Linked DNA regions of Homo sapiens: regions 1 and 2 are each linked to region 3. The links are chromatin loops, found by intact Hi-C in ENCODE. Cell type or tissue: B cell. All regions are shown on one strand.

Region 1 (8,000 bases), 110 kb after region 3:
CAGGATCAAATGGTATTTCTAGTTCTAGATCCTTGAGGAATCACCACACTGTCTTCCACAATGGTTGAACTAATTTACACTCCCACCAACAGTGTAAAAGCATTCTTATTTCTCCACATCCTCTCCGGCATCTGTTGTTTCCTGACTTTTTAATGATCATCATCTTTGTGGTGTTCTCTGTATTTCCCGAATTTGAATGTTGGCCAGTCTTGCTAGGCTGGGGAAGTTCTCCTGGATAATATACTGAAGAGTGTTTTCAAACTTGGTTTCATTTTCCCCATCACTTTCAAATACACCAATCAAATGTAGGTTTGGTCTTTTCACATAGACCAACATTTCTTGTAGGCTTTGTTAGTTCCTTTTCATTCTTTTTTCTCAATCTTTTCTTAACGATTTATTTCATTAAGTTGATCTTCAATCTCTGATATCCTTTCTTTCACTTGATCGATTCAGCTATTGATACTTGTGTATGCTTCACAAGGTTCTCTTGCAGTGTTTTTCAGCTCCATCATGCCATTTATGTTCTTCTCTAAACTGGTTATTTTAGTTAGCAATTCCTGTAACCTTTTTTCAAGGCTCTTAGCTTCCTTGCTTTGGGTTAGAATATGCTTTTTTAGCTTGGAGGAGTTTGCTATTACCCACTTTCTGAAGCCTACTTTTGTCAAATTGTTAAACTCATTCTCCATCCAGTTTTGTTTCCTTGCTGGCAAGGAGTTGTGTTCCTTCAGAGGAGAAGAGGCATACTCTTTTTTAGAATTTTCAGCCTTTTTGTTCTTGTTTTTCCTTATCTTCGTAGATTTATCTACCTTTGGTCTTTCGTTTTGGTGACCTTCGGATGGGGTTTTTGTGTGGACATACTTTTTGTTGATGTTGATGCTTTTTCCTTTCTGTTTGTTAGTTTTCCTTCTAACAGTTAGGCCCCTCTGCTGCAAGTCTGTTGGAGTTTGCTGGAGGTCCACTCCAGACCCTGTTTGCCTGGGTGTCACCAGCGGAGGCTGCAGAACAGCAAAGATTGCTGCCTGTTACTTCCTCTGGAAGCTTTGTCACAGAGGGGCACCTGCCAGATGCCAGCAGGAGCTCTGCTGTATGAAGTGTCTGTCGACCCCTGCTGGGAGGTGTCTCCTAGGCAGGAGGCATGGTGGTCAGGGACCCACTTGAGAAGGCAGCCTGTCCCTTAGCAGAGCTTGAGCACTGTGCTGGGAGATCTGGTGCTCTCTTCAGAGCTGGCAGGCAGGAACATTTAAGTCTGCTGAAGTTGTGCCCACAGCTGCCATTTCCCCAGGTACTCTGTCCCAGGGAGATGGGAGTTTTACTTATAAGCCCCTGACTGGGGCTGCTGCCTTTCTTTCAGAGATGCCCTTCCCAGAGAGGAGGAATCTAGATAGGCTCATTCACAGTCTTTTTAAAACTTTTGTAGTAAAAGATATAGTAAAATTTATCTCTAAATAGTTTAAAAATATCATACAAGAGTAGTATTATCTTTCAGTCTTGACAAAACATTGGATTGCATTGCTAATAGAAATTAATATAAAATTATAACCATGGTTGATTATATGATGGGGAAGTTGAGCTGACACCATTGTATTCCTAGGGATTCAATTAGTGATGGTCTGCAATACTTCTTTAGAAATTTTGAAGATATTAATAAAATCCTGGATTCTAGAAAACAAGCCAAAAGTATAAGTACTTCCAAAAATACTTTGAAATTGATGTGTTTAATACTGGTTTGGCATGATATGTAAGTAAAATTAATACCATAAACAGAATGATATTAAAATCCCAATAATTCCTTGCAAACTTCAAAGGATTATGACATTTTTAAATGAAAAATGAGGTGATAAGATTCATAAGAAGATATCACTGATACTTAACAACCTGCAGTTTTTAAAAATTTTGACTCCAAATCCTGTAATATAAAGTCAGTCTTTGCTTTGCATGTTAATGCAGGACTGTAAAAATTGATCATGCAAGCTAAAATCATGTGAAAGGATCTCAATAATCAAGAGAGAGAATTATGATCACCCTGTGACTTGAAACATCTTTGTCAAAATATTCAAAACCCACTTACTATTGGTTATAAATATATAGGGAAGTGAAAAACAGTACAATATAATTTACTTAGCACACTATACTTTAAAACATTAAAACATTTGGAATTAAAGTCTTTTTCCCTTGTATTAACTTACCAAGAATGTTTTGAGCAATGTTTGCCTTCATCTTCTGTTACTTAAAGATACAGAGTATCTTTGTATTCCTTGGTGAATTTTCATACTCCTTTTAATGTTTGGATCAGCTTCTGATATTTTATACTTTGTGCTTTCCCTCTTGGGGAATATCTCTGAGAGTTCCTTTAATGGGAAGTTTTCTGCCAGTGTCACTTCATTTAAGACACCTTCATTCTTTTCACAACAATCACTTCCCTCCTCCAGGTTCCTCTAGCTTCACCTCTAAAGTCTCTCAAACAGTAGCATTCTCAGCATTCCCACGGTCAGCTATTTCCTCTATAGCTTCTTTTATATTTAATTCAAATCTCACTTCTAGCATTGTCCCTTTTCTTCTTTGCACATTCATCTTTGTTGCCCAATTTCCTCTTTCTATTATTCACTCATGTCAGATGGGTATGGGTTTATTACTGAGACACAATGAGACCACAGGACTACACACCTACATGCTTTGCTGTTTTGCACAGCACAGAATAATAGTCAAACTGACAAACTTTGACATATGTAAAGCAATTGGTCACTGATTATGATGTGGATTTGTTACTTCTATGGTGACTCATGGACTGAAGACCTAGTGGTAGTTTATACTTCGTGCAGTTACTAAGAGTTACTATACTGTGGCAACTGAAATTTGTGGCACACATTTCAAACTTGTTGTTGGGGAATTTGTGTTATTTAACTAAAACTTTGCTGACTGAAATTTGTGCATTTTGAAACTGGGCAAAACAAAGACAGCCTATATCAGAAAAATGAAGAAGACTGTGTTGATTTTGTTGAATATTTTTGTGTTTGCTTTGAAATTATATACTACTAGAAATAAGTTTTGTGTTTGCTTCTGAGTGATATAGTACTTCTACAAGCTTGGAACTATTTTGTATTGTTGATTTCTTGGATCAGACATTTTAAGACAAATAGAATACATTTAATCTCTAAACTCCTGTGAGAGCAAACCTGTGATTAAAACTTTTTGTAAGAAAAAAAAAAAAAGGAAATCTAGCCAGAGCTTAAGGCGACCACAAGATTCCTTCTTGTCTTTTGGTTCAGTTGGATTTTTTTTTTTCCTGACCAATTTTATTGAGGATACAGTAGAAGATTTCTTGCACTTTTATTTGGTGGTCTCAACATGATCTTATGACCTATGTGGATACTGTGGTCAAAGCCCTCAGGAACCCACTCTTGTCAATGTCTTGGGAAGCTCAAGTGTTAGCTTCTATTTCCCTATCTAGTTCTTAATTTCTTATTTGTTTTGTTTTTTGCAGACTTTCTTATCTTGTGAGTTCAATGCATACATGTATAAATAATTTTTAAAATTATAGCTTACCCAGTATATCTATGTGTTTTGTAGTTTGTTTGTTTCTTCTCTTTTTTTGAGATGGAGTCTCACTCTGTAACCCAGGCTGGAGTGCAGTGGTGCAATCTCGGCTCACTGCAACCCCCACCTCTTGGGTTCAAGCGATTCTCCTGCCTCAGTCTCCTGAGTAGCTGGGATTACAGTCACACACCATCACACCTGGCTAATTTTTGTATTTTTAGTAGAGATGGGGTTTCACCATGTTGGTAAGGCTAGTCTCGAACTCCTGACCTCATGATCCACCTGCCTCAGCCTCCCAAAGTGCTGGGATTACAGGCATGAGCCTCCATAAACACAGAAATCTAAGGACTAAGTGAAAAGCAATATTTTAGGCTTCAAAATTTAGCCAGGGTGGTGCTTAGAATGAATGGGTAGGGAGTTTAGGTAGAATTGGTGATAAGATAGAGAGGAGACCCAAGGGATTCAAACAAAGGATAAGTAGAAAGCAATATGAGATCATAGAAAAGTTAAACATTAAGACAAAGAAGCCCAGAAGAGACAGAAAATACTGTATAAACAGAAATGAACAGAAGCACAGGACAAGTCAAATAATATTAAAGTTGAAATGGAACTAGAAAATATCAAGTTCCTCCAATTTTGTCATTTTACAGTGGGGAATTAGTGCTTCTAGTAAGTGGTAAATCTAGGAGTTTTCATAGCTCTCAGACTGGGACCTTTTTGGCTGTTGCAGAGGGCAGAGGGTGGAGGATATACGCTAGCCACAGGAACTATGCTTGGAGGCCAGAAAGAAGGAGTGAATCACTTCAATAAGAGTTGAGGAGGAAATGAAAGGCCATGTAAGAGTCACGTGGCTGTGGGAGGCTTGTGGGGTTTCCGTAATGGGGAAGTAGGCAGAGGGCAAGGTTTCTGCTGGGAGGAAGGGATGACAGAGCTGTGTGGGGTGGGAACATGACACTGGAGTTCTGAGGAAATCTCTCTCTCTCTCGGGGTGCAAAAGTCACCCACTAGAGTGGTCTTAGGGAAGTGACAGGCAAGAAGAGCCCAGGCGAAGGCAAACACAACAACGTCTGTGGTCTGAGCAAAAGGACAAGAAAAGGGAAGTTGGGGAAGGACAGGAAGAGCACTGGGCTCCCTCGGGACAACCCAGCCCCTCTGTTCAGGCTGGGTTCTAATCATAGGGTGTCCTACCCACTTCAGATTATTCTCTTAGGATTTTGTGTGTTCAGAGAGCTTAATAACCACTTACTCCTCTCCCCATTGCATTTTATATCAATTTCAGATTCTTGCATCTATATTTATAAGTATTCACCAGTGTAAAGAGTCTGCCAGTTTCCCTTCTTACACTACCTCCACCCTTCCTTTTTAGGGATAGATGTACATAAACTCTTGTGTATAAAATTGTCATACTTAGGAGTCTGGGTTATTTTTCATGAAAGCAATTTGAATATTTTAGGCTGATAGACATTCTAAGGATCACGTTTTCCATGGCAGCTCTGGGGCAGAGCACTGCATGGACATGGAGGGATATGGACTGTGACACACCGGCAGGGACTGTGGCTGTGATCTCTGTCCCACAGGATGAAAGCAGGACTACATATCAGTCAGATCAGAGAGGAAAAACCAGGTGGAGGGAGAGAAATGACATGGTGACTGTGTGGAGCAAAGGAGAGGGAAGTTTTCGGAGAACACACATTTCTAGGTATCTATTTGAATGCGTATTGCCATGATGGGGGTGAGGGTGTTACTTACTCTTCTAGGCACCCTGAGGGGGAATTTCCCATAAATACTTTTTGTTTTTTTTTCCTCACCCCTTAATCTTTCCTCTGAAAACAGACTGATTTATCTCACTGATAAATTCAGGAGGGAAACTGGGCAAGTATATATCAGCACCTCCTACTGCCCTTTACCTCTCTGGGCAAGTTGCTCCCCAAAGGCTCAGTCTTGCTCTCCTCCTCCAGGCCCTGGCTCTCACAGGAACAGCTGCTCAGGTGGGGAACTTAGGGTTTTATCAGCATTGCCTGAAATAAGTGAGTGTATTAGTCTTCTTGGGCTGTGCTAACACAAGGCAATCAGCTGGGTGGCTTAAACAACAGGAAGTTATTCTCTCACAGCTCTAGAGGCTAGAAGTTCAAAGTCTCCATCTGGAAGACTCAGTTTCTAGTGAAGGTTCTCTTCCTGGTTTATACAGACAACTGCCTTCTCACTATGAGCTCATATGGCCTTTCCATGGTGGGTGCACACACACACACACACACAGAGACAGAGAGCGACAGGGAGAGACAGAGAGACAGAGAAGGAAAGTGGAAGGGCACTCCAGTGTCTCTTCTTATAAGGACACTAAGCCTATTGGATCAGGGTCTTACCGTTTAGACATGAGATTGACATTACTTCTTAGAGGCCCCATTTCCAAATATAATCACACTGAGAGTTAGGGATTCAACATGTGATTTTTTTTTTCTTTGGGAGGGTACACAAACTTTCAGTCCATAACAATGAGAAGGCCACTCCATTTAGGGTCCAGTATGAGCAAGATCACTTGGATTACACACTTAAAGCAAATTATCTAGTGGCACTATCAGAAGTCAAGATTGACCATTAGATCCATCTATCTCATGTTATTTTCAACTTGTTTGCTTCTGAATTCAAGAGGGCAAAAAGGATGATACTTACTGGGTTTTATAATATTATCCAATATAGCTAGGTTATGTTGCAGTTATAAATAAACTTTAGAACTTGGAGGCTTAACACAATGAAGTTTATTTCTCATGCAGTTAAACTGCATGTAGATCAGGCTGCTCTTCTCCATCTCATAGTCTTGCCATTTAGAAATTTGACTGCCAAGTTGGTACCACAGGGTAAGATGATCAGATGTGATATTTTCAGTGGTCAGGACTGGAGCTGGCTAATGCTTCCAACACCACACATTCCATTGCCCAGAACTCAGTCCATGACCTTAACCCAACTATTAGGAAATAGGACAGTTGCATCTTTCCTGTAGGAACATGGAAAAAAATGTGAATAAACACATAATGTGGTATCTACTATTGTTTTCTAAAACCACAAACCAAGTATTTGCCATTAACAGCACAAGATGAGCAAAGATAACACCTAGTGCTTATGAATGATTTGGGTAGGATTTGAACTGGGTATTGCTCTTAAAGATATTATAGTTCATAGAAATTGCCACATATCTGTGGCCATGATAGGAAGAGCTCATTGAGAATGACTTCTGGCCTCACTATTAACGTTGACAAACCTAAGAAATAGTGTATATATCAAAGTATCATGTTGTACACAGTAAATACATAGAATAAATATAAATTTAAAACAGAAACAATGTTACAAATGGGATTTTCCTTTTTAAGGCACGGTCTTGCTCTGTTACCCAGGCTGGAGTACAGTGACATGAACATGGCTCACTACAGCCCTGACTTTCAGGGCTCAAAAGATCTTCCTGCCTCTGCCTCCCATTTAGCTGGGACTACAGGCATGTGCCACCACATTTGGCCAACTTTTTAATTTTTTTATCGAGATGAGGTCTAACTTTGTTGCCCAGGCTGGTCTCAAACTCCTGGGCTCAAGTGATCTTCCCACCTTGGTCTCCCAAAGTGCTGGGATTACAGGCATGAGTCATTGTGCCTAGCACAAATTCATGCCCAGATTTTAAGTGACTGCTCCAATGCATTCAGTGAATAATTAATATGATTTAAGAAACACTATAATAATAAATGTATTTCCTGGATCTCAAAAAAACTGTGTTCATGTATTTACACATATTAACCAGCCAGGGTCACTGATAAGTCACTGAATACTTCATATAAACTACTTAAATCAAACATTGACAAATGCTGCCCTTTTTATACAATGTGTTTTGGTCAGATCACAAAACAACTTAAATTTGGATTTTTGTGGTCTCCCCATGTATGAGTCCTCTTGAAAAGCTGCATGTTCTGACTATCACAATCGTATACCATTCCACACTGTACAGAATTTTCAGTATTTAGTTGAGATGCATGCTGTTCTTCCAGGACTTCAAATTATGAACTTCCCAGGGGGTTAGTCAGTCAAAATGCTGCTCTAGAGAATATAGTTCTAAGTAGATTTGTATCTGGGATTCTATACATTGAAATTAAAATCACAATGCATTTTAATTTTTTGTTTAAACATCTGCAGTTTAAAACTCTTTGATAGAAGAGATTACATTGTTAACCTCTGTGTGTTTATATGCCTAGTAAGACACTGGTATCAACCATGTACTATGTAATTTTTTAGTGAATGACTATACAGATTAAATGCAGTAGAAGGGCTTCTTTATATTTGTTATGGTCCTATGCATTCTGAATGGCTGCAATTTAATCTCTAAGGATAATGTAGAGTGGACTGTAGTTTATATAATTGTGCAGGGAAATCTTGGAAGATGTAAAAAGCAACGTCTCCAATTTATAAAAGAATCAGTGAGAATGAGG
Region 2 (8,000 bases), 830 kb after region 3:
TCTTATGCCAACAGCCTGCTTATCATACAGAGAGTATGGAATGATTCTCTGTTTAAAAAAATTAAAAAAGAAAGAAAAAAAAAACTAGTGTTATTTGCTTCGAAAACACCAACCCTCAGATATATAGTAGTGTTATAATTGAAGCATTAGCAATTATTTTCTTTGTCAAATCATTTATTTCTTTTCAACCAGAATATTGGCAAAGCTTGCTCCTTCACTCTGTTCAGATTTCTGCTTGTTTTTTTCTAAGCTCATCCTTCAATGAACACATGCTGCAAAATAGCACGATACCGTTACTATTACCTCATACCATTTGTATTTCTTCATAGAATTTATCTGCTTGTAATATATAAGCATTATATTATATATGACATTATAGTATAAATGCTGTTGCTATTTGTTTATTCTTTAATGGCCAGCCTGCTGAAATAGAAGTGCCTTGTGGTCAAGCATTTGTGTGCTGTTTATTGCTGTACTCCTACCACCTAGAGTAGTAGGTCCTCAATAAACATTTGTTAAATAAACATATGTTGAATCAACTGTCTAGGCATCCCATCTAAGACTTCAGCCCTGGGAATCTCTACTTCCTAGGCTCTATTCATCCATATGGCTTGATTACTCAAGAGCCAGAGTTACCTGAGAATGCACAGAGCAAATGTCCTCACTGCACATTCTTGAAGAGGGATGTTCAAGCCAGAAATAGCATAGATAAAAAACAAAATTATAATCAAACCATATCTATCTACTTGTAGAATGATTTCAAAAGACAGCAAGGTTAAGAAGGCTTTTCAAAATCCAAGGCATTATGCCAAATATATAACATATATTTAATAAAAGTGGAAAATTTGGAAACTTCCATCTCTGGTGGGAGTAATCCAACTTCCTATGGTTCCACTGTGCAAGATACCCTAGATTCTAAGAAGGAAGTAAAACATGGTGTATTGCAGGGAAACTTCAAGTAATTGAATTTGTGTGAACTTTCAGACTAAGCTGATAGAAAATCGCATGGTTTATTTTAATGTTTCTGCTATTAGTTATTTTTTCACGATAATTTAACTGGTGAATCCAGTTATCTATTTAGACAATAGATGTATTTTTATTCTGGCTATGTCATAATATTCTGCAATTACAAAATCACATAACACTTAAATTACTGCCGTAAAGCTAAGAAGAAATAACTTGCCATATTCCAAATTCCTAAAGGAGCTCGATCTCTGTTACCTAAGCAATCCCTCCTCTGTTTTGCTCTTTTGTGATTCTTAGGCTGGAATCACGTTTTGGCTCTATCAGCCTAAGGAGCAGTTAGCCACCTGTCACTGAGTTAGGGAACAAAAAGACCAAGGCGATAGGTATTTGCACCATAAACTTCTCCTATCTTGTATGTCCATAATTCTGTATTATTATTATTATTATTATTATGTTTTGAGACGGGGTCTCGCTTTGTCGCCCAGGCTGGAGTGCAGTGGCATGAGCTCGGCTCGCTGCAAGCTCCGCCTCCTGGGTTCACACCATTCTCCTGCCTCAGCCTCCCGAGTAGCTGGGACTATAGGCGCCCGCCACCATGCCCAGCTAATTTTTTGTATTTTTAGTAGAGACGGGGTTTCACTGTGTTAGCCAGGATGGTCTCGATCTCCTGACCTTGTGATCCGCCCGCCTCAGCCTCCCAAAGTGCTGGGATTACAGGCGTGAGCCACCGCGCCCAGCCAATTCTGTATTATTTTGCATTTCTGACACTCATGACTTGATACCTTAAACATTCAAACACATAGAAGCACTTATTTGTGTGAACAGCAGTTTCTTTCCTTGAACCAAAGATTGTCAACCCTTAATCTAAAACATAAAAGGAAATAAAATTCAAACACCACTTCTCCATTACTTGTAAATTTTATTTCTCTCTTCTTAATATATTAATACCCAAATTCCAGCCAAAATATTAAGGATGGATGTGGTGGCTTATGCCTGTAATCCCAGCACTTTGGGAGGCTGAGGTAGGTAGATTGTTTGAGCTCTGGAGTTTGAGATCAGCCTGGGCAACATGGCAAGACCTTATCTCCAAAAGAAAAAAAAAAGGTTAAGAAATCTAAATTTCAGTTAATTTTGCCCTTATTGCTAAGTAAATCTGAGTAAATTATAGATGTTAGTAATTTGGGGTAAGAATTCCCAAAACCAGCCGGGCATCGTGACTCACGCCTCTAATCCCAGCACTTTGGGAGGCCGAGGTGGGTGGGTCACTTGAGATCAGGAGTTTGAGACCAGCCTGGCCAGCATGGTGAAACCTTGTCTTTACTGAAAATACAGAAATTAGCCAGGCTTGATGGTGCATGCGTGTAATTCTGGCTACTTAGGAGGCTGAAGCAGGAGAATCACTTGAACCTGGGAGGCAGAGGTTGCAATGAGCCGAGATCGTGCCATCACAACAGAGCAAGACTCCGTCTCAAAAGAAAAAAAATTCCCAAAACCAGATGTTTAGGGTGGAGAGTTCATTACTGACAACAGTAGAGAATCTCATCTTCAATTTTAGAGATAAATTATATCAAGGGAAATTTTGACAGCCAAAGTGAAGTCCTGAAATTAAACAGAGTAAAGAAATTATCAATCTAGTAAAGATCCTCAAAGAATGCTTTCTGGAGAACAGTTTTAGATAAAATAAGCAAATAAAGAATGAAGATAGCAGAGATAAAGCCGGAGAAGTAGAAACTATCAATGTTTTTACCCCCTTCAAAAATAATGTTGAAACTTAGTACCCAATGCAACAGTGTTGGGAGCTTGGGCCAAATGGGAGGTATTTAGATCATGAGAATTTCACTCACGTAAATAGACTGATTAATGCCACTCTAACGGGCATGTAGGGGGTGAATTCGCCCCGTTTGTCATGTGAGGACACAGCAAGAAGGCCTCACCAGATACTGATGCTTGACCTTGGACTTCCACCTCAAGTACTGTGAGAAATACATTTCTGTTCTGTATAAATTACCCAGTCTATAGTATTCCATTACAGCAGCACTAAATGGACTAAGACAGTGGGAAAGTATGCATGTCCATTACAGGGAGGGTCAGAGAACAGGAGTTTTCATGAACCAGAAACTTCTTTCACTCATATTTTCTCCATGAGACATGCAATAAACAGATGAATGATGCCAACTCTGGCCTTGTACAGTATATCATGACTGGTTCACATCACTCCCCAGGTTTCCATATGCATTCACTCTCCTCTCCTGCCTCAACACTGAGTCTCTTTTATTCCACTCCAAAGTAAAGAGGTCATCCCTAGAACTACAGAAGCTCTTTCTGCCAACAGAGTTGTCTGGAGTTTATGGCATTAGCTTTGAGCAACAGGAAAAGTAGAATACAAAACTGCAATACAGAAACTACAAAATTTCAAGGAAGGACTGGCTGAGAGAAGCCTTGAGGTTGGAGGGGAAGGAATGGCATTGTTGTGAAAACGTGTTCTGGGAACTGAGCTTAAATTGAATTGTAGGAGGCTGCAGTCCCACTGGAAAATGCATACTGGCACCAAGATGACTGCTGCTTCCAGGAACATCCTCCCACTCCTTAGCAATGTGGAACAGATTGAAGGAAGCTCAAACAATCCATTTAAGCAGGAAGTAAATAGATTAAGAGAGCAACCAGATGGCCTAAGGCACTATCGGTATAGCTATCCCCACCCCTCAGCGCCCCCATCAGCTTTTCCTTCCTTGTTTCTTCTCACTGTCTGAAAGACTACTCAGGCGTGCACTGCGAGGTGGAGATCTGACTTCTCTTGTTCCCGCTTAAGACTGCCTCCTGTGTAAGTTTCTGCTATCTAGATCTTTGACTACCAACCAGCCAGGAGTGGTCTGCCTCTTCTTTGGTCTGAGCTTGCCTTGTGCTTATATTGTTGTACCCAAGCGAGTTAAGAAAATACCCCACACTTTGAGACGAATTAAGAGTCCTTTAGTAAGCCAGTGGCCAAAGAGACGGCTAATGCTCAAAATTCTCTCGGCCCCGAGGAAGGGGCTTGATTAACTTTTATACCTAGGTTTAGGAAGGGGAGGGGGACTCAAATGCAATAATTCTACAGAAGCAAAAACATGCCTTAAAAGACAAATGGTTACAAGAAGAGCAACGGTACCAGGTGCAAGGTTGTAAATCTTTCATTGTAATTAGATATAGGGTCTATGCCGGACACGAACTCAAGGTTTTATGTTGTTATCTTTTTGAGAAAAAGCCTGGGAACTTCATACATTGTTGGTGTTACTACCTTATCAGTTAATTGGGCTCTTTTGAAACGCTGAGGATCTGTTTACCCAGGCCAACTCCTTACTAAAGGGGGTTGGGTAAGGAGCCCTTAGTGTCTTGTAAATTAAGGGGTCAATTGGAGTTTGTCCGACCTTCCCAGCTAGAGAGAGTCTTATTTACATGAGAAGCAAGGCTGGGTGATTAAAGAGACAAGCAGGACAAAATTCAAAGTAACGAGTTAGAGTAAAAACAAGGTTAGGCATTTCAATATAGGGTGGTTCTTAGTCCAGCAGGGCGTTTTCCCGATAACCACCTGTTTAACTACATTCACCCTTGGTGCAAGTGCCAAAAAACAAACAAACAAACAAAAAGACCAAGGCGATAGGTATTTGCACCATAAACTTCTCCCATCTTTTATGTCCGTAATTTTGTGTTATTTCGCATTTCTGACTGTTTATAGAATTGAATTGGCCTTTACCTTATCATATAATAATATACTTTAATTTTAATCACAAATACATATGTTAAGTAGAACACAATCTAGGAAATACAAGATAATACAGAGAAAAATGGAAGTATTGGGGAAAAGGAAACAGCACAAAACCAAGTGTGACGAAAAAGATAAACTTTGACTTCTAATTTCAACTGAGAATCAATGGACAAAACATCAAAGCCATTATCTGAAATGCATGGTTCCATTCATGTGAGAGTTGGAGAGACAAATGTTAGTATTCCAAAAAAGAAAATAATTCGGTTTAGGCTTTGGGAAAATCAGATTCTGTGTCTTAACAGCAAAGGTCCAGCCCCAGCAGGAAGCATGAGAACCCAAACAATGCCCTTGTGCTAATATTGTTAAGTGGAGAATCTGTAAAGAAATAATGAAGAAAATGACATTCACACAAGCTTAAAAGGACATGGATGTTTTGCTAAAGAAAAAAATATGTGTAGAAATTAGTAAATCAAGGAAGTAATTTTGCTTAGCATTCAAGTGCATGGGCTTTGGAATAAGGTAGATCTGGTTTGAATTTGGCTCCAACACTAACTAGGCGCCTAGTTTTTAGAAAATAGCTTCAATTACTGCTACACACTGGATTATGTTATCTAAATTCATATGATGAAGCCATAACCTCCCAGTGTGATGATATTTGAAAACGAGGCCTTTGGTGGGTAGTTTATGAGGGTGGGGTCCTCATAATGTGATTAGCACCCTTATAAGAAGAGGTATCAGAGAGTGCTCTCTCTCTCTCTCAACACTAGGTGAGGACCCTGCATAAATATGGCTATGTGCAAGCCAGGAAGAGGGCTCATACCAGAAACTAAGTTGGCCATCCTTGATCTTGGAACCCTCAGCATCCAGAAGACCCAAATCAACTAAGATAGTAGTCTTCTCTAAAAAGGGGAAACTTTGCTGCATAGAGTTGATTTGCAAAACAAGTGAACAATGCATATGCCACAGTCTATTGCATCATGAAAAACCAGTGTGCAATAGGTCTTTTTGTTCTTAGCAAGGTAAAGACATTTGCAATACTGACAGGAGAAATGTCACCTACAAATACTCTAAAGTGTGAAGTGACATAAATGTTTCTGCACAGCTAAAACTTTGGTATATGTGGAACAGTATGGAAAATGAGGCCAGAAAGGTAAAATAGTAAGCTGCTTTTTGTCATAAAGAGAGAAATGGAACACTCATTGTTCAAAAATAGGTACATAATTGAGAGATTTTATTCAGAATAATGCCTGATTAATATAAATTTAGTCACTGTAATAATGTAGCTACATAATTTATATATATGTATATATATTCGCACATTTTTTGCTTTATCAGGAATTTTTGTATATTCTACTAATGACTTTTCTGTATGATAGCACAAATTGCAATTGTTGGCCACTGCCACAAAGTGGGGGAAAATGCACATTTTTAAGCATTTCTTTGCTTCATCTATGAAAATTTCATCTTTGTGGTATGAATTATGGAGCATTGTCCTGAGTTGCCCTTATAGGTGACCGCAGTTTGTGTGTTGTATGCTGGAGTCCCAATTGAGGACATTACTGCATATAAAATGATTATAAGTAAAAGGCAGAAAATGTTCTGAAGGGTCATAACTTCCAAGGGTTCTCTACCCTTTGACCTCTGGATTGGGGTTCCCAGTGACTGCCTTAATATCCTTCTCTACCTACTGCCTTAAGGCCAACTCAATGTATCCACGTAAAGAGTACCCTAAAGCCAGTAAAAGATTATCACGAACACCCAGAGATGTTTATGGCCATCATTCCAGATCCTCTTTGCTTTTTCTTGACTTACTCCTTTTTTGATAAAGTTATTCATATGGTTTCAAATCCAGAATTCAGCTATTCACTTCATGGCCCTAGTTTGGATTAAAACAATCAGCTTTCTTTTGCTCTGTAGATGGCCTTGGACAGTACATATTAACAGTCTATGGGGCCCCTTTTCCACTCATGACCACATCCTGCTTGCAGATCTGCTGCTGGGTTAACACCACATCATCTGCTAGTTGATGCCATTTATTTGACATCCTGGGGTTACAGCACGCTAAAGGGCACCCACTGTCCTTAACAGAGAAAAATACACTGCTGAGCAGAGGATTAAACAGACTCCTCACACTACCGGAAGTTCAGTGCATTTTCCAGGATTTTCAAGTCTTCGATGCTGTCATGTTGAGAGTCCACTATCCACGTTTGTTTATCCAGGAATAATGCAGAAAATCTGAGCATTCGTGAATCTAATCATTGAGGTAAAGTAACCTAGTCATGGTCAAGAGGACAGCTAGTGTTAAACTCCTTCATATAAATTTAAGGAAGGATTTACATATTCATAATGACTTTCTGATCTGGAAAGCCCAGGCTTGTCAGTTATTAATAATTGGATGAATACTTCAGGTAGTATTTAAACAAATAGCGATTTCATAGCAGACATTTCCCCAACCAGGAGATGCAGTAAAGTATTGGTAGCAATAGATGCTCCTACCAAGATCTCCTCCTGCCACTGCCACTCTGTGCACAGGAAAGGAGGGGAGAAGAAGCCATGTTGCTTCTCTTATATTTGAGCATCATTTAAGGGAATATAAGTCTCTAATGACTCACATGTAAGTCTGCTGGGTAAGAAAGTTCTAATGTTGGAACTCCTTTCAGCTATCGAATTTTGTAAGAAAAAAAACTTATTTGTGTTTATATACATTTATGAGATACAAGTGTAATTTCGTTACATGGATATATGCCATATTGGTGAAGTCAGAGATTTCAGTGTGCACATCACCCGAAAAATGTTAACTGTACCCATTAAAGTAATTTCTCATCCCCCATTTCCCCTCACCACATGCTCCAGCCCTTGCCAGGAAACTGTTCATTTTCTCTGACTAACAGAAACGAAAGCTAAAAACACTGGTGGGAGGAGTCTCCACATTGTTTCCTACTCCATTTTCTCTGGGGCAATAGCAGAATAGGAGCAAGCCAGCACTAGTCAGCTAACTAAGTGACTCAACCAAGGCCTTTTTTCCTTGTTATCTTTGCAGATACTTCATTTTCTTAGCGTTTCTGGAGATTACAACATCCTGCGGTTCCGTTTCTGGGAACTTTACTGATTTATCTCCCCCCTCACACAAATAAGCATTGATTCCTGCATTTCTGAAGATCTCAAGATCTGGACTACTGTTGAAAAAATTTCCAGTGAGGTGAGTACTGTTCCTGATTTTGTAAATATGATCTTGTTCCTTCCTTGAAGTCCCCAGAATCACAAGGGGACAATCAGTATTGGTTATTCAGGG
Region 3 (8,000 bases):
CAATATATTTTATCAAATAATCTGGGAGTTCAATTGCTGAAGGTTCCATGGAGGCAGTGCAATCCTCTTTAGCTCCTCCACTGGAATTTGGACTGGAGTTATTTAGCTTGGCAATTTCCTCTTCTCTCTTAAGATCTTTCTCCTTTTCCTCAATAGTCTCAATGTCGTGCTTTTTTATTTGGTCCTTTTCCTTATGTTTTTTAGACTTCTTTTTGGACTTTTTGTGAGACACTGAATGGTTTTCTTCCATAGGCTTTGGACACTTTAATAGAACTGAACCAGGGGGTAAGGTTTCCAGAGAAGTCCTAGAGGTATACTTGTCTTGTTGGTTCTCATAGATACTATTGTTTTGACTAAAACTGTCAACAGGTAGGTCTTGAGCCCCCGGCCTTCTGGAGTGCTAGGGGAATTGGAGTTAGAATTTACAATCTGAGGAGGATGTGAAACCGGCAGATGGGTTGAAGGCAAGCGGTGGAGGGGTGGGGATGGCAGCAGCTGCAGGGGGCAGAGGGAGGCCTGCAGCAGATTTTTCACTGGTGGGATTCAAATGACCATTTAGTGTTGGTGGTACTCTGCTCGTCAGGTGAGATATTCGGGCTTTTTTATCCATTAAATGATCAATAAACTCTGAATCCAAAAGCCGTGTCTGAGGAGAAGATACAGCGTTTCTACTAGAACATACTGGAGATTCTGAACGGCTGGTGCCTGCAGCATTCTGAGATGGATTTAGTTTTCTAGAGAGCATTGACTCCAATGACCAAGTGTCTATTTCACTGTATCCAGGCCAGTCTCTCTGAAGCTCTTTAAAAACATAATCCTTTGAAGTATACGAGAGGTCCTTAGGATTCAGATTGGCTACCTGTTGCAGAATTGCTCCCAGGGAGTTCCTGTCTTTTTGATTGACACCATCTTTCTGGAGTCTAGCAAGTAGCTCCGGTTTCTTGTAGGCCTTCAGGGCCAGTAAGTGAACCACCCTGTCCCTGTATGGCTTCTGAGAGACGCTGCTGCTGCTGTGTGTCTATCGAATTGGATTTGCAGGGTTCATGGGGGTTGACCTTTTCCTCTCAGGAACTGTATCTGAAACAGCTTGAGGTGCTTTCCGAATTTGCACTCTTTTCCCTACATATGGTCCACCGGGTTTGATAACTTCTGTGCTTCGGTTGCGGGATTCCTCCTCTGCCTGGGTCGTTCTTTCTCGTGTCATCTGATCCGAGTCGTTTGTTGCACACACTGTAATTTTATCTTGTATAAATCCCAGGCAATTGAGCTGGGAGGCTCCAGAGCTGGAGAATGTTTGCTGGACGCAGTCAAAGCTGCCCTGAGGGTTGTCTTTGCCCACATTTGACAAATAAAAGTTAAAGTTATGAACTTCATTGAGGGGATCATTTTTGGGAATTTTGACAAGCTCCTGGAGTCTTTGGAACTGAATTGAAGGTCGAAAAGAAATTAAATTCTTGTGGCTCTGGTAAGTCTGGAGCGCCTGGATCGCCGACTCGGTGAGCTTCACATGCAGTACGGTGATGTTGTCCTGCCCCAGCCGTCCGCACGAGAGCCCATAGCGCTGCCCCGCGACCCCCCCACCCCCGACATCTTAAACTCCCAGAGGTGCCGCCGCCGCCAGTCCAGCTCCAGCCTCCACTGCGGCCGCAGCTGCTTGGGCTTCTGCAGCCGCCGCCACTGCTAGGGCCATCCCGCTGCTGGCGTACTGTCATATACTGCGCGGAGCCAGACCTCGGACTGCCATCGCCGCCACCTGCCCCACCCTCTGGCCCCGCGCCCCGCCCCAGGCTAGTCTCATTGGTCTAGTTCCCTCAGAACCGTCCTCATCGGCCGCCCTCCACTTTCACGGGGGCGGGGCCCAAAGTCGCTGGAGTTTTGCTCCTGGGACTGGACGTCCGAGAGGTAAGAGAGCTATCACAAGGTTTTCTAATCCTTATGTTTCTTTTAGTGGATCTCCAGGTTACTGTGGTTTGTATTATCAGGCTACTTACAAAAATGAATACCTCTTTAAATCAGGCCATTTTACAGCAAACTACGGTCCTTGATCACCATTATGCTCTGAATAAAGACTATGAGCAATTGCACTTGAATGCTGTTAAACTTTATTGACTGAACTTTGAATTGTTTGATTTTGATCAGGTTGGCTTGTGGAAAGTGCTATTAAGAAGAGTTCTTTAGTTCGTTGGTATTATCCTCCTGATAGCTATTATAAAAGTTTCCCTGATGTGTCCTCTCAAGAATCTTAAATTCTCATATGCAGCTATCCTTTGTACATTAAATGGTCTCCTTATGGTTAGGATAACAAAAACATGAAGAAAGCATATAAGATTCCAACTAATTTGACGTTGTGAATTGTGAATTCTGAACTGAAACCAAGTAAGTCCCTTATGATCAGGCTCCAAGGTTTTGGTCAGCCTCTCAAAATTGAGAGGCTGAAACCCTTTGACCAAAATTAACACATTTGCCCCTTCCCTCCAGCTCCTGGAAACCACTACCCTAACTCTGTTTCCATAAAATAGTAAACTATTTTAGAGTCCACATATAAGTGAGATCATGTAGTACCCACCGTGGGCTTATTTTAAGGCTCTGAGTAAATCACCATCTCTCTGTGCTAGGGTATTCTGAGTCAGTCTTGTTATAAAATATTTTGTTTAGGTAACATATTGCAAAACGTTTCATAATTCAATGGTTCCTTTCCCAGAAAAAAAGCAGTGAAAGTTCCAATAGCCAAAAAGTGTCTAACTCAACTGACCTTTGGGAAAAAATATCCGTATAATTCCAGATAGTCCTAACTTCTGAAGGTAATATAGCCTGGCCTCTGTTGATAAACAAACAAAAACAAAAAAACCACACACACACACACAAACCAGCTTCTTGTCTTTAAGTGTGCAAGAATGTTAGCACTTAAAATTTTTAAGATACACAAAAACTAAACAGAACTGTTCAAGTTTTTAAAGGGAGCTTGGAAATTTGAAGAAAGTAAAGTTAAAAATATTGCCCCATGAGTCATATAATTATTTTTCTTTTTATTTCTCATAGCTTCCCTCCTATCCATTATTTAGGCAATTTTGTATCCAAATTTAATAATTTAACACCTTATTTGTTACAAGAACACGTTACTATGTTATTTTAAGCTTTTTTGGGCAAATTACACATAATTAGATAGGCTGGGTTAGGGCTGTCTACAAGATCCCAGCCTAGAGTGTGGTGCAGTAGCCTATTTTCTCTAGGACTCTTGCTGCAACAGGATATGGGAGAAGGGAAACATTAACGTTAGCAGAATGGGAGGAATCAGATTATGGAGACATGATCCTTGCCTTCTGGCACCTCTCCAGCTGATTTAGAAGAGGACACAGAGGGAGACAGACATATGGCCATTTCTATAATTATAAACTCTGCTACATGCTGAGAGGATGGCTTCTCAAAGCCAGTTAGTGTACAAGCAGTGGAGGTTGGGACTGCCCTACTTCTCCTGCCTAGGGTCACACAGTCTGGCAGATCTGGAAAGACTTCCCTGAGAAAGTGACCTTGGAACTGATACCTTAGTGGAAATAACTAGGCATTGGGAGGGGGTGAGGTGAGGAGAAGGTCAAGAGCTTTCATGTAGAGGGAACTTTGTGCAGAGACCTTAGTCAGGAAGAGGTTTTGCATAGTGGAGGAACTGAAAGCTAACAGCCAGGCTACAGTACAGAGCAAATGATGCTGGGGTGTGAGGTGATGTCAAAAGGTAGACACCAGGGCTAGAGGGCGCATAATCTTGCAGGCCGTGCTAATGATTTTGTTTTCTACCCAAGAATGCTACTTCAGGAGATCAGTCAAAAGGTTAGGGTGATGGTGACGGTGGAAATATAGAAAAAGGAATTTATTCAAGAGGTATTCAAAAAGAAGTGAAATAGAGATGAGTTGGAGATAGATTGGATAAAAAGAGTGAGGGAGAGGGAGGTGTCAGGCTGCAGCCCAGGTTCTGAGTTGCCAAAGAGGAGTCTTTTCCTCCAGGTGAGCTAAGGCTTAGAACCACGATTTTTGGTCACTTTTTCTTATTTTCAGTGTGAGAAGTGGCGAGTTGGCTGTCCAGGTACACACTGTCATCTTACACTTACTGTTTAAGACAGAGGCGCATATTTGGAAAGTGAATGAGTCAGGAGCCAGAGGAGAAGGTATGCCGGCAGAGCCTAGGGCGGAGAGGAGGAAGAGAGTCTGGGGGCGCGTCCCCAAAAAGGAGACAGGGAAGACAGAGCAGAGGCCGGGGAGGGGAGAGCAAGGACCATGACAGGAGGAAAGAGAGGCTAGGGAACACTGAGGTGGAGGAATCCTGGGATATGACAGTTGTAAAGAATTGTAGCCAACCTAATCCAGTTCTCTCAATGTGCAACTGAGGAAATTAATTTTCATGCGTTTACTTTATTGTAAATGTGGTACTTGCACTTGAGAAATTTTGGAAAACATAAAGATGTAAAGCAAATTAAGATCACTCATAGTCTTTCCACCTAGAGACATGTACTGCTAAAGCAAGGACTTTGATCCTTTTTTCCCTTTGCATTTTTACCATGGTTGGAATTGTAACACAGACACAACCTTATGTCCTGCTTCCAAAACATAAATAATGGTTGTAAAGCGTCCCACACGTTGACCCAAAGTCTCCTTTGAAACAGGAAATTGAGACACGCCGGTTGTGAAACCTACTGAAGTGAGCGGCGGCGCCAGGATTCCTGGGACCCCGACCTCTTTGCAGCTCGCACAGCTAAGGGCGAGGGCGCCCTTCGGCAGAAGCAGCAAACCGCCGGCAAGCCCAGCGAGGAGGGCTGCCGGGGTCTGGGCTTGGGAATTGGCTGGCACCCAGCGGAAAGGGACGTGAGCTGAGCGGCGGGGGAGAAGAGTGCGCAGGTCAGAGGGCGGCGCGCAGCGGCGCTCCGCGAGGTCCCCACGCCGGGCGATATGGGGTGCCTGCTGTTTCTGCTGCTCTGGGCGCTCCTCCAGGCTTGGGGAAGCGCTGAAGGTGGGTGGAACGAGGGCGCTTGAGTGCACTCGCGGGAGGGCGGAGAGAGGGAGCTGGGTAGGGACGGGGAGGGCAACGCCTGATGGGGACTGGTGAGACCCGGGACGCACTGGCGCGATCTAGGTAGAAAACTCGCTGCTCCCTGGCTCCGGGGAGAGGCAGCGCGGCACAGAGTTCGCTGGCATCAGCCGCCTCCTGAAGCTCATCTCCTCTTGTTTCTTTCTTCCTTCTCTTTATGCTGGCTGCTCTCCCGGCCACTTGCTACACGCCTCCAATCTTCATTCTCTCCCAGTCCCGCAAAGGCTTTTCCCCCTCCGCTGCCTCCAGATCTCGTCCTTCGCCAATAGCAGCTGGACGCGCACCGACGGCTTGGCGTGGCTGGGGGAGCTGCAGACGCACAGCTGGAGCAACGACTCGGACACCGTCCGCTCTCTGAAGCCTTGGTCCCAGGGCACGTTCAGCGACCAGCAGTGGGAGACGCTGCAGCATATATTTCGGGTTTATCGAAGCAGCTTCACCAGGGACGTGAAGGAATTCGCCAAAATGCTACGCTTATCCTGTGAGCTGAGGGATAGGATCCTGGGCCGGTACCCAAGGGGAGAGAATGGCCACAGAAACTCAACTGGGAGACTGTGGCACCACCTGATGAGATTCTCTGCTCTGTCCACCCTCTTCTGATTTCCCTTCTACCTGGAGATGTCCCAGGCTTTGACTCCTCAAAGTGTCCCTCGTTCCTGCCTACTCCAGGTCACTTACTTTCCTTTCCCTGAAGTCTGGGTCCCCATTATAACCTGCACATCAATTTCTTCTCTTTCATCTCTCCCAGTCTTTTAAACCCTTCTTTGATCTTTCTCCATTCCTCTCCACAGATCCCTTGGAGCTCCAGGTGTCCGCTGGCTGTGAGGTGCACCCTGGGAACGCCTCAAATAACTTCTTCCATGTAGCATTTCAAGGAAAAGATATCCTGAGTTTCCAAGGAACTTCTTGGGAGCCAACCCAAGAGGCCCCACTTTGGGTAAACTTGGCCATTCAAGTGCTCAACCAGGACAAGTGGACGAGGGAAACAGTGCAGTGGCTCCTTAATGGCACCTGCCCCCAATTTGTCAGTGGCCTCCTTGAGTCAGGGAAGTCGGAACTGAAGAAGCAAGGTCAGCCTGCCTTCCTTACTCCCTGCATTCCACTTCAGGGCTCCAAACGGGCTTTTCCATTCCAGGGTTCTCATCCCTTTGAGCATTCAAAGAAGAGGAAGGCCCAGGAGGGGCTGGATAAGGGGTGAGGGTATTTATTCATTTCACAGACATCAACTGAGCACCTCTTGGGTTCTATGAATTCAATTAATGAACAACTGGGGGTGAAAGGTGTCAGGCAGTTAGTTAGGATCCCTGCTTGGTAGGGGGATGTTAATTAATGCAATGCTTGAAATAGGCTACATATGTTACTTCAAAACAAAGGGTGTTATAGGGGAACAGACAAGGGGCATTCATAGGAGGCTGGGACCAGAGAAGAAGAAGGAGTATCAGGGCAGGCTCCCTGAAGAAGGTGGGACAAATGGATTGAAAGTTGTGGGAGACTTCATTTCCAGAAGTGAACATGTCAGGGGCATACAGGAAGGAGGGAAATAAAGACCTGAAAGTCAAAAAGGATGATATGAGGCCTGGAGCCTCTAATGCAGAGTTTTCACTTTAAGATCCCCCCCATTCCCTTGTTGGATACAGTGAAGCCCAAGGCCTGGCTGTCCCGTGGCCCCAGTCCTGGCCCTGGCCGTCTGCTGCTGGTGTGCCATGTCTCAGGATTCTACCCAAAGCCTGTATGGGTGAAGTGGATGCGGGGTGAGCAGGAGCAGCAGGGCACTCAGCCAGGGGACATCCTGCCCAATGCTGACGAGACATGGTATCTCCGAGCAACCCTGGATGTGGTGGCTGGGGAGGCAGCTGGCCTGTCCTGTCGGGTGAAGCACAGCAGTCTAGAGGGCCAGGACATCGTCCTCTACTGGGGTGAGAAAAAGCTGGGCCCAAGCTGGAAATGGCAGGAGGTGGTCCTCAGGCATAGAGGGAGGCACTGGGGTGGGATGTGGCTTGATATACCCAGGTTAGAGGAGTTTCAGAGATGAGGCCCCCAGTAAAAGGATAGAGAGAGGGGTTCCAGACACAGGAAGGAGGGAAATAAAGACCTGAAAGTCTAAAAGGATTGAAATAGTGCTCTCTATATACAAGAAGAAACAAGACTACAAAACTCAGGGATCCAGAAGTAGGCAGCGAATAAACAATCCCAGGACGATTCATTCCTTGGCTTAAAGGGAGCCAGGCCTTTGGGAAGGCAGGTTAGCAAAGATAGCTTGGTTGGTTGAGTGCTCCCTGTGTAGGGGCCAATGAATCTGCATATAATATCTCATCTCATCATTCACAGTTTTCTTTGAAGCAAGTACTGCTCTTTTCGTTATATAGATGAGGAAATGAAGGCGGAGATAGGTTAACTGCCCGGAGCCACATAGAAAGTGGACGGGCTGGATTTAGATTCAGGTCTGCCTTGCTACAAAGCTGTTGCCCTTTCCCTCTATGCTACACTAGCAAATGTCAAAGTGGGCTGAATTTGGGATGCCCAGGCACTGAAAACAAGATGGGGAATCTAAACTTATGAGGAATAGAAATTGGGGTTTTAAGTGGAGGAGGAAATAAGAAGCACCTGGTACCCTCACACATGCCTAGACCAGGGGATTGGATATATGTAGAGAGGGGTCCTGTGCTGAGAGACAGCCTATGTTCCTCCAGAGCAGGTGGGAGCTACACCTCCATGGGCTTGATTGCCTTGGCAGTCCTGGCGTGCTTGCTGTTCCTCCTCATTGTGGGCTTTACCTCCCGGTTTAAGAGGCAAACGTAAGTCTCCCCTTTCCCTTTCCTCAACCTCTCTCCCCTTCATTCCTGGCTTCCCTTTTCCTTAATGGTCTTTCCCTTTCTATTCTCTCACAGTTCCTATCAGGGCGTCCTGTGACTCGCCTTGCCACATC

What was found. A loop is a pair of places that touch in the nucleus more often than their neighbours do. Peaks named below come from ENCODE experiments on the same cell type or tissue, not always from the same donor. Only the 100,000 strongest peaks of a DNase experiment are listed, where the experiment ranks them.
Region 1: a loop joins it to region 3, with 5 times the contacts of the local background. A loop is called at or near these places in 3 of 110 quality-filtered maps.
Region 2: it touches region 3 in a loop (4-fold over the local background); 4 of 110 quality-filtered maps call a loop at or near these places.

Annotation. Positions count from the first base shown.
Region 1 is chr1:158,281,514-158,289,513 of GRCh38, forward strand. It overlaps a transcript of CD1B not described here. Among named protein-coding and RNA genes, the nearest start is that of CD1C, 4.4 kb to the right of the region's middle. RefSeq lists enhancers at 2,635-2,684, 5,331-5,460. In B cell, no CTCF peak of the experiment used is centred here; DNase peaks (open chromatin) are centred at 2,628, 4,488, 5,348 and 5,478; H3K4me3 peaks cover 2,251 bases; H3K27ac peaks cover 7,857 bases.
Region 2 is chr1:159,002,255-159,010,254 of GRCh38, forward strand. It overlaps PYDC5 (pyrin domain containing 5), which reads right to left and starts at 497. Exons shown (of 1, transcript NM_001320010.2): 1 at 1-497. It overlaps IFI16 (interferon gamma inducible protein 16), which reads left to right and starts at 7,653. Exons shown (of 12, transcript NM_001376587.1): 1 at 7,653-7,907. RefSeq lists enhancers at 3,133-3,658, 3,659-4,182, 7,510-7,589. In B cell, no CTCF peak of the experiment used is centred here; DNase peaks (open chromatin) are centred at 3,717, 6,817 and 7,627; H3K4me3 peaks cover 2,204 bases; H3K27ac peaks cover 4,963 bases.
Region 3 is chr1:158,176,167-158,184,166 of GRCh38, forward strand. It overlaps CD1D (CD1d molecule), which reads left to right and starts at 4,729. Exons shown (of 6, transcript NM_001371762.2): 1 at 4,729-4,996; 2 at 5,289-5,555; 3 at 5,866-6,144; 4 at 6,712-6,990; 5 at 7,770-7,869; 6 at 7,963-8,000. The coding sequence starts at 4,936. The coding sequence ends at 7,984. It also overlaps the pseudogene ELL2P1. RefSeq lists a silencer at 3,738-3,787 and an enhancer at 5,200-5,259. In B cell, CTCF peaks have their summits at 3,838 and 4,038; DNase peaks (open chromatin) are centred at 445, 1,785, 3,685 and 5,005; H3K4me3 peaks cover 4,892 bases; H3K27ac peaks cover 5,043 bases.